Linked DNA regions of Homo sapiens: region 2 is linked to region 1. A link is a contact called in ENCODE Hi-C data. All regions are on one chromosome and are shown on one strand. The core of a region is the stretch at or near the end of the contact, and the rest is flanking DNA. Distances in the headings are between cores, read along the strand shown.

Region 1 (4,212 bases), core at 664-3,163:
ACTTTCTCCCTAAGATAAGGAAACAAGATGTCCTGTCTCTTCACTCTTACTCAACATCTCATTGGAAATGGTAGGTAATGCCATAAGACAACAAAATAAGAGGCATACAGATGGGAAAGGAAGAAATAAAACTTTCTTCGTACAGGCATGATTGCCTAAGGAGAAAATTCTAGAGAACTCCCAAAACTATTAAGTCTTTGTAGCAAAGTTGGAGGATAGAAGCTTAATATAGAAAAATCAGTTCCTTTTTTCATTATGTAGTTGTGTTATTTGTCCTTTTATTGTTGAGATGTAAGAGTTTTTTCCATATTCTGTTTAGCAGTCCCTAATTACATACATTATTAGCCAATATTTTTCTCCCATTTGTGGGTTGTCATTTTATTGTCTTTGTTCTTGGTAGCAAAAGAGTTTTTCATTCCATGAAGTCTAATTTGTTTTTTCTTTTGTTGCTTGTATTTTTGGTACTTTATCTAAGAGGGCTTTATCTATCCCCAGGGCATGAAGATCCACTCCTGTATTTTCTTTAAGTAATGGCTTTTAAATGTAGACCTGTGATCCATTTTCAATTAGTTTTTGTATATGGTGTGAGGAAAGGAATAATTTTGATTGTTTTGCATACAAATATTCAGTTGTCTCAGCATCATTTCTTGAAAAGGTAATTTTTCTTTTTTCTTTTTTTTTTTGAGAGGAAGTCTCTGACGCCCAGCCTGGTGGGCAGTGGCACGATCTTGGCTCACTGCAACCTCTGCCCCCTGGGTTCACGCAAGTCTCCTGCCTCAGCCTCCTGAGTAGCTGGGATTACAGGCATGCGCCACCATGCTTGGCTAATGTCTTTGTATTTTTAGTAGAGATGGAGTTTCGTCATATTGGCCAGGCTGGTCTTGAACTCCTGACCTTGTGATCTGCCTGCCTCAGCCTCCCAAAGTGCTAGGATTACAGGTGTGAACTACTGTGCCCAGCCGAAAAGGTGATTTTTCAACATTAAATTGTGTTGGCATCATTGTTGAAAATTAACTGAACATAATATATAGTAGTGTTTATTTGTGAACTCTCAATTTTATTTCATATGTTTTCCTCTATGCCAGTATCATACCATCTTGATTATTGTAATTTTGTAGCAAATTTTCAAATTGAGAAGTGTATGTCTTCTAACTTTCTACTTCTTTTTTAAGATTGTTTTGATTATATTCAGTTCCCTAAATTTCCACATGAAATTTTAGACCAGCTTGTTAGTTTCTCCAAAAAGGCAGATGGGATTTTGGTAGGGATTGTGTTGAGTTTAGGTATTAATTTGGCAGTTATTGCCATCTTAACCATATGAACACTGTTCAGTGCCTTTCCATTTATTTAGGCTGTCTTTAATTTCTTCTATCATTGTTTTGTGGTTTTCAGACTATAAGCTCTGTATTTCCTTGATTAAAGTTATAAGTATTTTATTCTTTTTGATGCTATTGTATATGGAATTTATTTTATTTATTTACTTATTTGAGACAGAGTTTTGTTCTTACTGCCCAGGGTGGAGTGCAATGGTGCGATCTCGGCTCACTGCGTCTCAGCCTCCCAAGTAGCTGGGACTACAGGCACATGCCACCAAGCCTGGATAACTTTTTTGTATTTTTAGTATAGATGAGGTTTCACCATGTTGGCTGGGCTGGTCTCAACCTCCTGACGTCAGGTGATCCAGCCACCTCGGCATCCCAAAGTGCTGGGATTACAGGCTTGAGACATTATGCCCGGCCAGAATTATTTTTAAATTTTCATTTATGATTTGTTTGTTGTTAGTGAACTTGCACCCTGCAACATTGTTGAACTCTTTTATTAGTTTTAATAGTGTTTCAGCAGATTCTTTAAGATTTTCTATATGCATGAGTAGTCAACTGCAAATACAGATAGTTTCACTTTTGTTTTCAATCTAAATTCCCCTTCCCCTTGCTTTTCTTGACTAGAATCTCCTGTGTGATGTGTAACCAGCAAGAGGACATTCTTGTCTTCTTTTTGTTCTTAGAGTAAAATCACTGTACCTTTCATTATTTAGTATGATGTTAGTGGTGGACTTTTTGTAGATGCCTTTAATCAGGCTGAGGAAGTTTAACTCTATTCCTGGTTTGCTGATTGTTTTTATAGAGAAGATGGTCATTGGATTGTGTTAAATGCTTTTTCTCTGTATACTGAGATGATCATGTGGTTATTGTTTCTTTTCTCCTTACGTGGTGTATTAATTGATTTTCAAATGATAAACCAAATTTGAATTACTAGGATAAATCACACTTGATAATTGTATGTAACCCTTTTTATATACTACTGGATGAAATTTGCTAGTATTTTGTTGAGGATTTATATGTCTGTAATCATGACACATGGATCTGTATTTTTTTTCATGTCTGATTTTGGTACCAGAGTAGTAGTATTGGGATCATAGAATGAGCTGGCAAGTGTTTCTTCTTATTTTCTTGGAGTTTTTGAGTAATTGATAATTCTTTTTAAATGTTTGATAAAATTCTCCAGTGAACCCTTATGGACCTGGGTTTTTTTTTTGTTTTTGTAATGGGAAGTTTTCTTGTCTGTTTTTTGTCTTTTTTGAGACAGGGCCTCACTATATTGCCCAGGCTGGAGTGCAGTGGTGCAGTCATGGCTCACTGCAGCCTGACTTCCCAGGCTCAGGCAATTTTCCCACCTCAGCCTCCCAAGTAGCTGGGACTACAGGCATATGCCAGCACACCCAGCTAATTTTTTGTGTTTTTTTTTTGTAGAGATGGGGTTTCACCATGTTCCTGGGCTGGTCTTAAACTCCTGAGTTCAAGTGATCCACCTGCCTTGGCCTCCCAAAGTGGTAGGATTACAGGCATGAGCCACAGCATCCCACCTGTAATGGGGAGTTTTAAATTTACAACTTCAATCTTTTTACTTGTGTAGGTCTTTTCAGATTTTTCTTTTTCTACTTGAGTTGGTTTTAGTTGTTTTTGTTTTATGGATTTTCCCATTTTGTTGAAGTTAAATAATTTGTTGGCATACATTGTTCATACCATTCTTTGTAATTATTTTTATTTCTGTAAGAGTACTAGTAATACATCTTTAATCCCTACTTTTAGTAATTTGAACCTTCTCTCTCTTTTTTTTCTTTTTCAATGTCAGTCTAGCTAGAGGTTTGTATATTTTGTTGATCTTTTCCAGGAATCAGCTATTGTTTTTCTGTTCTCTAGTTCATTAATTTTTACTCTATAATCTTTCTGCTTTCCTGCCTTCTGCTTGATTTGGTTTTGTATTGCTGCTCCTGTCCAAGTGTTTTAAGGTGGAAAATTAGTTTACTGATTTGAGATCTTTTTAAATATGGTTATTACAGCTACAAATCTCTAAGGATTGCTTTATCTGTGTTCCATAAGTTTGAGTATGTCTTCATTTTTATCTCAAAGCATTTTTTCTAATTTTCCTTCTTATTGCTTCTTTAACTTTTTTTTTTAACTTCGGAATATGTTATATAATTTGTGCATGTTTGTGCATTCTAAAAATTCCTTTGTCTTACTGATTTGTAATTTCGACTGTGGTCAGAGAATCATTTTAAATTTATTCTGGGGAATGTTTCATGTGTACTTTTGAAGCATACCTGCTCCACTGTTCGAGTGGAATGTTCTGTCTATATCTCTTAGATCTGGTTGCTTTAGAGTGTCATCTATATCTTCTGTTTCCATGTTTATATTGTGCCCAGTTGTCCTAACCATTATTGAAAATGGGGTATTACAGTTTGCAATAAGTATTGTAGACTTGTATATTTTTTTCTTTTAATTCTGTCAGTTTTTGCTACACATACTTTGAGGCTCTGTTAGTAGTACATAGGCTTAGAATTGTTATGTCTCCTTTATTGATTGACCCTTTTATTGTTATATTAATAAAATTCCCCTCTTTATCCTTAGTAAAATTTTTGTATTAAAGTGTATTTTGTGTGATATTAGGATAGCTACTCCAGCCTTATAGGTGCCATGTGCCGGATATATCTTTTTCTGTCTTCAAATTTTCAACCTGTTTGTATCTATCTCTTATAGACAGCACATGTTTGGATTTTCACACTTTTGACAACCTGAGAATTGTTGCTTTTTGATTGGATTTTCAAATCATTCCCTTTTTCCTGTTGTTATTGCTATGCAGATGGTTCCTGACTTAAAATGGTTTGACTTATGATTTTTTAACTTTTCAATAGGTTTATTGGGTTGAAACCCC
Region 2 (4,212 bases), core at 886-3,385, 5.1 Mb after region 1:
GAACCTCATTCAGTTTTACTGGAAACCCACAGCAAAGTTTCTCCAAGTAGAGGCCGGTGTGATGAGAACTGCTAAATCATGAGCTGCGAGGCTGGCTCAAACAAGAGGCTTATGAGCCCCATGCCTGTGTCCTTTCCTACGGTTTTCCTTCTTATGACAAGCAGCACTTTTTGACAGCACAACACTAAACACTAACACAAAATACAGTGAAAAGGGATAAAAAGAATGGCCTGATTCCACTAGAGATGCCAGACAAATGAGAATCAATAACAAAACCAGAGTACCAAACTGAGAATAAATAGCCAGAGACCTCCACGCAGAGTGAGGTGAGCCCTAGTGCTGACCACATCGGCGCACCTGATAGGCCGAGAACATGGAGGCATGAGGGGCCTCTGGGTGGCACAATGGGTGGAAGCCTGGGGACCTCAGGGACAAGCAGTACAGACTTACCATGGGATCACCAGGAAAACTGTGGAAACCAGCAAAGGCTATTTATTCACAACTTGCTATAGCAGGGGAATCAGCCAGCATCACTTACTTTTGGTAGAAATTTAAAAGGCCCGAAAGAGATGGGAAACTTTTATTGTTTTGTTTTGTTTAAGTATCAGATTGGAAATTATTGGCAGGAAATGTTTTTAATTACATTTTTCTGATATTAAACCCAACACAGTTGTACTTTAATATTTTCCCTAGGAGAACTACTTATTTTACAACTATATCCCAGTGTATCACCCATGATCAGCCACATAATTTGAATCATGCATTATCTTCTCTCCACATTCAAATTACATACATTTAGTATTTGGCTACTTAAAAAAAAATCATTAAAAAGTAACAATTTAAATCCATTGATGGGAGAACCTCAGTTAGTTTCAAAACAACAATTCTTGCCAGGCGGGGTGACTCACGCCTGTAATGCCAGCACTTTGGGAGGCCGAAGCTGGAAGATCGCTTGAGCCCAGGAGTTCAAGGCCAGCCTAGGCAACAGAGGGAGGCCCCATCTCTACCAAAAAAAATATTAACAATTAGCCGGGCATGGTGGCATGCACCTGTGGTCCCAGCTACTCGGGAGGCTGAGGCGAGAGGATCGCTGGAGTCGGAGGTGGGGAGGCTGCAGTGAACCGTGATCGCTCCACTGCACTCCAGCCTGGGCGACAGAGCGGGACCCTGTCTCAAAAAATAGATGAATAAATAAATAAAAACAATTATAATGGAAGTTTGGATAGGAATTTAAAACATGTGGCAACTAACCCTGACCCTGCGGCTTCAGTCTCCCCGCCGCTAGCTGAGGGCCGTGGCCGCTGCACAGAGGCTTGTGAGGATTCGGGGGTTCAGGCAGCGCCCGCCGCGCATCTGCCAGACGTGCGGCCACAGGGTAGGAGCAGTAAGAAGGATCCAGGGAAAAAAGTCCACGAATGAGAAAGGAAACCCAGCGTTTGTAGGGCTAGGAGAACAAAGAAAGAAAATGCTGGCGGCGGAGGGCGAGGCTCTGCGGTGCGTGGCAGATGGGAATTTGCTCGGTGGCGGCTCCTCTTTCTGGAGAGCTTCCCAGCGTCCCCTCCCCCGCCAGCCCGCGGTGACGCGCCCGGCACCCACCACAGCCGGCTCTCGGCGCCGTCGCGCCTTCGCTCGCCCGCTTAGGCCGTGCTCGCGGTGGCGTGGGAGACAGAGAGCCCAGGGAGGACCCTGGAACATGCAGTGGTATGGAAGACGCCTAAGAAAGGGCTTCTCTTTCCACTCACGAAAATCAGTGTGTGAGCTCGAAGCCATTTCCCAGCGTGTCCGCCTCAACTCCCTCATTCAACAGATGAGGAATTCCTCCAGGGAAATGCAGTGATGCGCTCACGGCTGCCGGCGGCCCAGCGCCAAGGGGCGCTCCACAGCCCCGCGGCCCGAAGCCCTCGACTCGGCTGCCACGCAGGCCCCGCGGCCCCGCTCGGACTCCCAGGATCGGCTTCCGAGCGGGACAGCGCTGCAGTCCACGAGTCCGGGCAGGGGCGCCTCCAGGCCGGAGCGGTTTCCTGCCTCGGGCACTCTGCTGTCTCCACAAACGGTTTTTGGAGGCACACACACGGATACTTTAAACACGTCGGTGATGAATCGGTACCCAGCTGCCAGTGGCGGAGCTTCCTGGGCGGGGCCGCGGGCGCGCGGCGGCTTCATTTCCTCGCGCGCGCCGGAAGTGGCCTCTCAGGCGCGGCGGCGCGCCCGGGGGTGGGTGGCTGAGGCGGCGGCGGGCCCAAGGCGTGAGGCGCCGCCCGGGTGTCCCCGCGGCGCAGGAGGCGGTGGAGCGCAGAGCGGGCGAGCGCGGTGAGTACCTGGCCCGGCCTCGCCCGCCGGTCCGCGACTCCCGCCGGCTCCGGCCCGGGCGGTGCGGGCGCCGGGGCTGCGGGCTCCTGTGTGGTCGGGTGGGGTCGCCTAGCGGACCGGTCCTGCGGGGGGCCCTGTCTCTCAGGGATGAGCCTGCCGGAGTCGGCACCGGTTTTAGGGAAAGCGCGGCCAGAGACGATTGGTTCGCTTGTCAGTGTTGGGTTTTGTTTTGTTTCGTTTTGTTTTTACCTATTCATCACCATCTCTGCTCCTCTCAGTGGATAAACTTTTTAATCAGTGGTGACCTCGTCATCGCGTTAAAATAGTTCTGCCCTCAGCCCCTCTTTATCTGTAGATGGCAGAGCGAGCGCCGGTAAAGATGCTCTGTCGTGGAGGGCTCAGTGGGGCGGAGGAGATGGGGAGCCTCTGGCGTTGTCGGAGAATGCACCTTAAAAATGACTCTACCCTTGAGCAACGCAGGAAGCACGACAGTGATACTTCTGTTTGTGATGATGGTATTGGCGGTATGATAGTTTGATTATACATCTGAAGCTTCTCTTCCTGAGTCCTTGGCTTGTTAAACTTGGAGGTATTTTCTAGCGTGCTTTTGAGATAGATATGGGATGTCGTGACGTTTCACCGTCATTCAAGGCTCGCGGGAGCAGGGCCTTCATGTCTGGTAATTAATGTTGTTTTTTGAATGTTGTATTAAAATAGTAGCTTCGATCTTGGAAGTAAGAAGCCAAGTATTTTAGGACTGAGTGTTAGCGTTCATTTTGTATTATTGTTCTTGTACCATTTGTTTAAAGTTGTCATGTAACTAAAAGAATGAAAAAAGATGGATTTCCAGTATTTGTGGCTCAGAGGATTTTGGCCTAAATAAACACAGTTCCAACCAGTTTAGAAGCTGCATTTTTCTCTTTGTTTTTGTCGAGGCATAAAATACATATGAAATCAATAAGAGCACGAATCTTAATTGTACAGCTCAATGAATTTTTACATACTTATTACCCTGTGGAACCACCAGATATATCAAATTATAACCATAGAACATTTCCATCATCCTATTTTCCTGTGCTTCTTCCAAGTCAGTTATATCCTTGTTTTCCCATCTGTATTCTAACTTCTCTTATCTGCTTTTAGTTTTCTCTGTTTTGAGCTTCATGTTAATGGAATCACGTAGTATTCTCAGCATATTGTTTGTGGGACACACCCATGCTATTTCATGGTATTGTATTATTACTGTGTAATAGTCTATTGAATAATATGTGACTACTCTTCAGTTGATGGACATTTATGTTCCCAATTTTTGTATATGATGTGTTTTGGATATTAAGAATACTGTGGGCCTGGCGTGGTGGCTCAGGCCTTTTATCCCAGCGCTTGGGGAGGCCGAGGCAGGTGGATCACTTGGTCAGGAGTTCGAGACCAGCCTGGCAAACATGGTGAAACCGCATCTCTACTAAAAATACAAAAATTAGCCAGGCGTGGTGGCGGGCGCCTGTAAGCCCAGCTACTTGGGAGGCTGAGGCGGGAGGTGGAGGTTGCAGTGAGCCGAGATCGTGCCACTGCACTCCAGCCTGGACGACAGAGCCTGACTCGGTCTCAAAAAGAAAAGAAAAAAAAAAGAGTACTGTGGACATTCTTGTAAATTAAATGTCTTGGTGAGCATCTGTATGCATTTCTGTCAGCTATAGAATGACTGAGTCATGGCATAAGCAGAAAATTACCAACATGGAGTCATTACCAACCATACCATTACCAACCAAAGGCAGAAAATTTAACCAACATGGAGTCATCTTTTTTTTAATGTAATAGAATTTGTTATTTTAACTAATATAACATTCAAGGTTGGTTTTAAAAAAGCATAACTATTATGAGTTCAAGACGTAAGTGATTCAT

The links. Hi-C counts contacts between places; a loop is a spot of excess contacts on that map. Pooled maps may share reads with other maps.
Region 2: a pooled map shows a loop between it and region 1 (4-fold over the local background). The contact joins the promoter of CSGALNACT2-DT here to the enhancer-like site in region 1. A Hi-C loop is called at or near these places in 3 of 50 pooled maps.

The regions. Positions count from the first base shown.
Region 1 is chr10:38,036,663-38,040,874 of GRCh38, forward strand. The region is part of intron 4 of ZNF33A (zinc finger protein 33A); the gene reads left to right. Among named protein-coding and RNA genes, the nearest start is that of ZNF33A, 28 kb to the left of the region's middle. Within about 2 kb of position 1,914, at least 6 of the 41 ENCODE cell types and tissues checked have a DNase peak (open chromatin) inside an H3K27ac peak, as active enhancers do.
Region 2 is chr10:43,136,258-43,140,469 of GRCh38, forward strand. It overlaps CSGALNACT2-DT (CSGALNACT2 divergent transcript), which reads right to left and starts at 2,136. Exons shown (of 1, transcript NR_186456.1): 1 at 567-2,136. It overlaps CSGALNACT2 (chondroitin sulfate N-acetylgalactosaminyltransferase 2), which reads left to right and starts at 2,188. Exons shown (of 8, transcript NM_018590.5): 1 at 2,188-2,310. RefSeq lists silencers at 1,485-1,684, 1,815-1,874, 2,045-2,544, 2,655-2,724.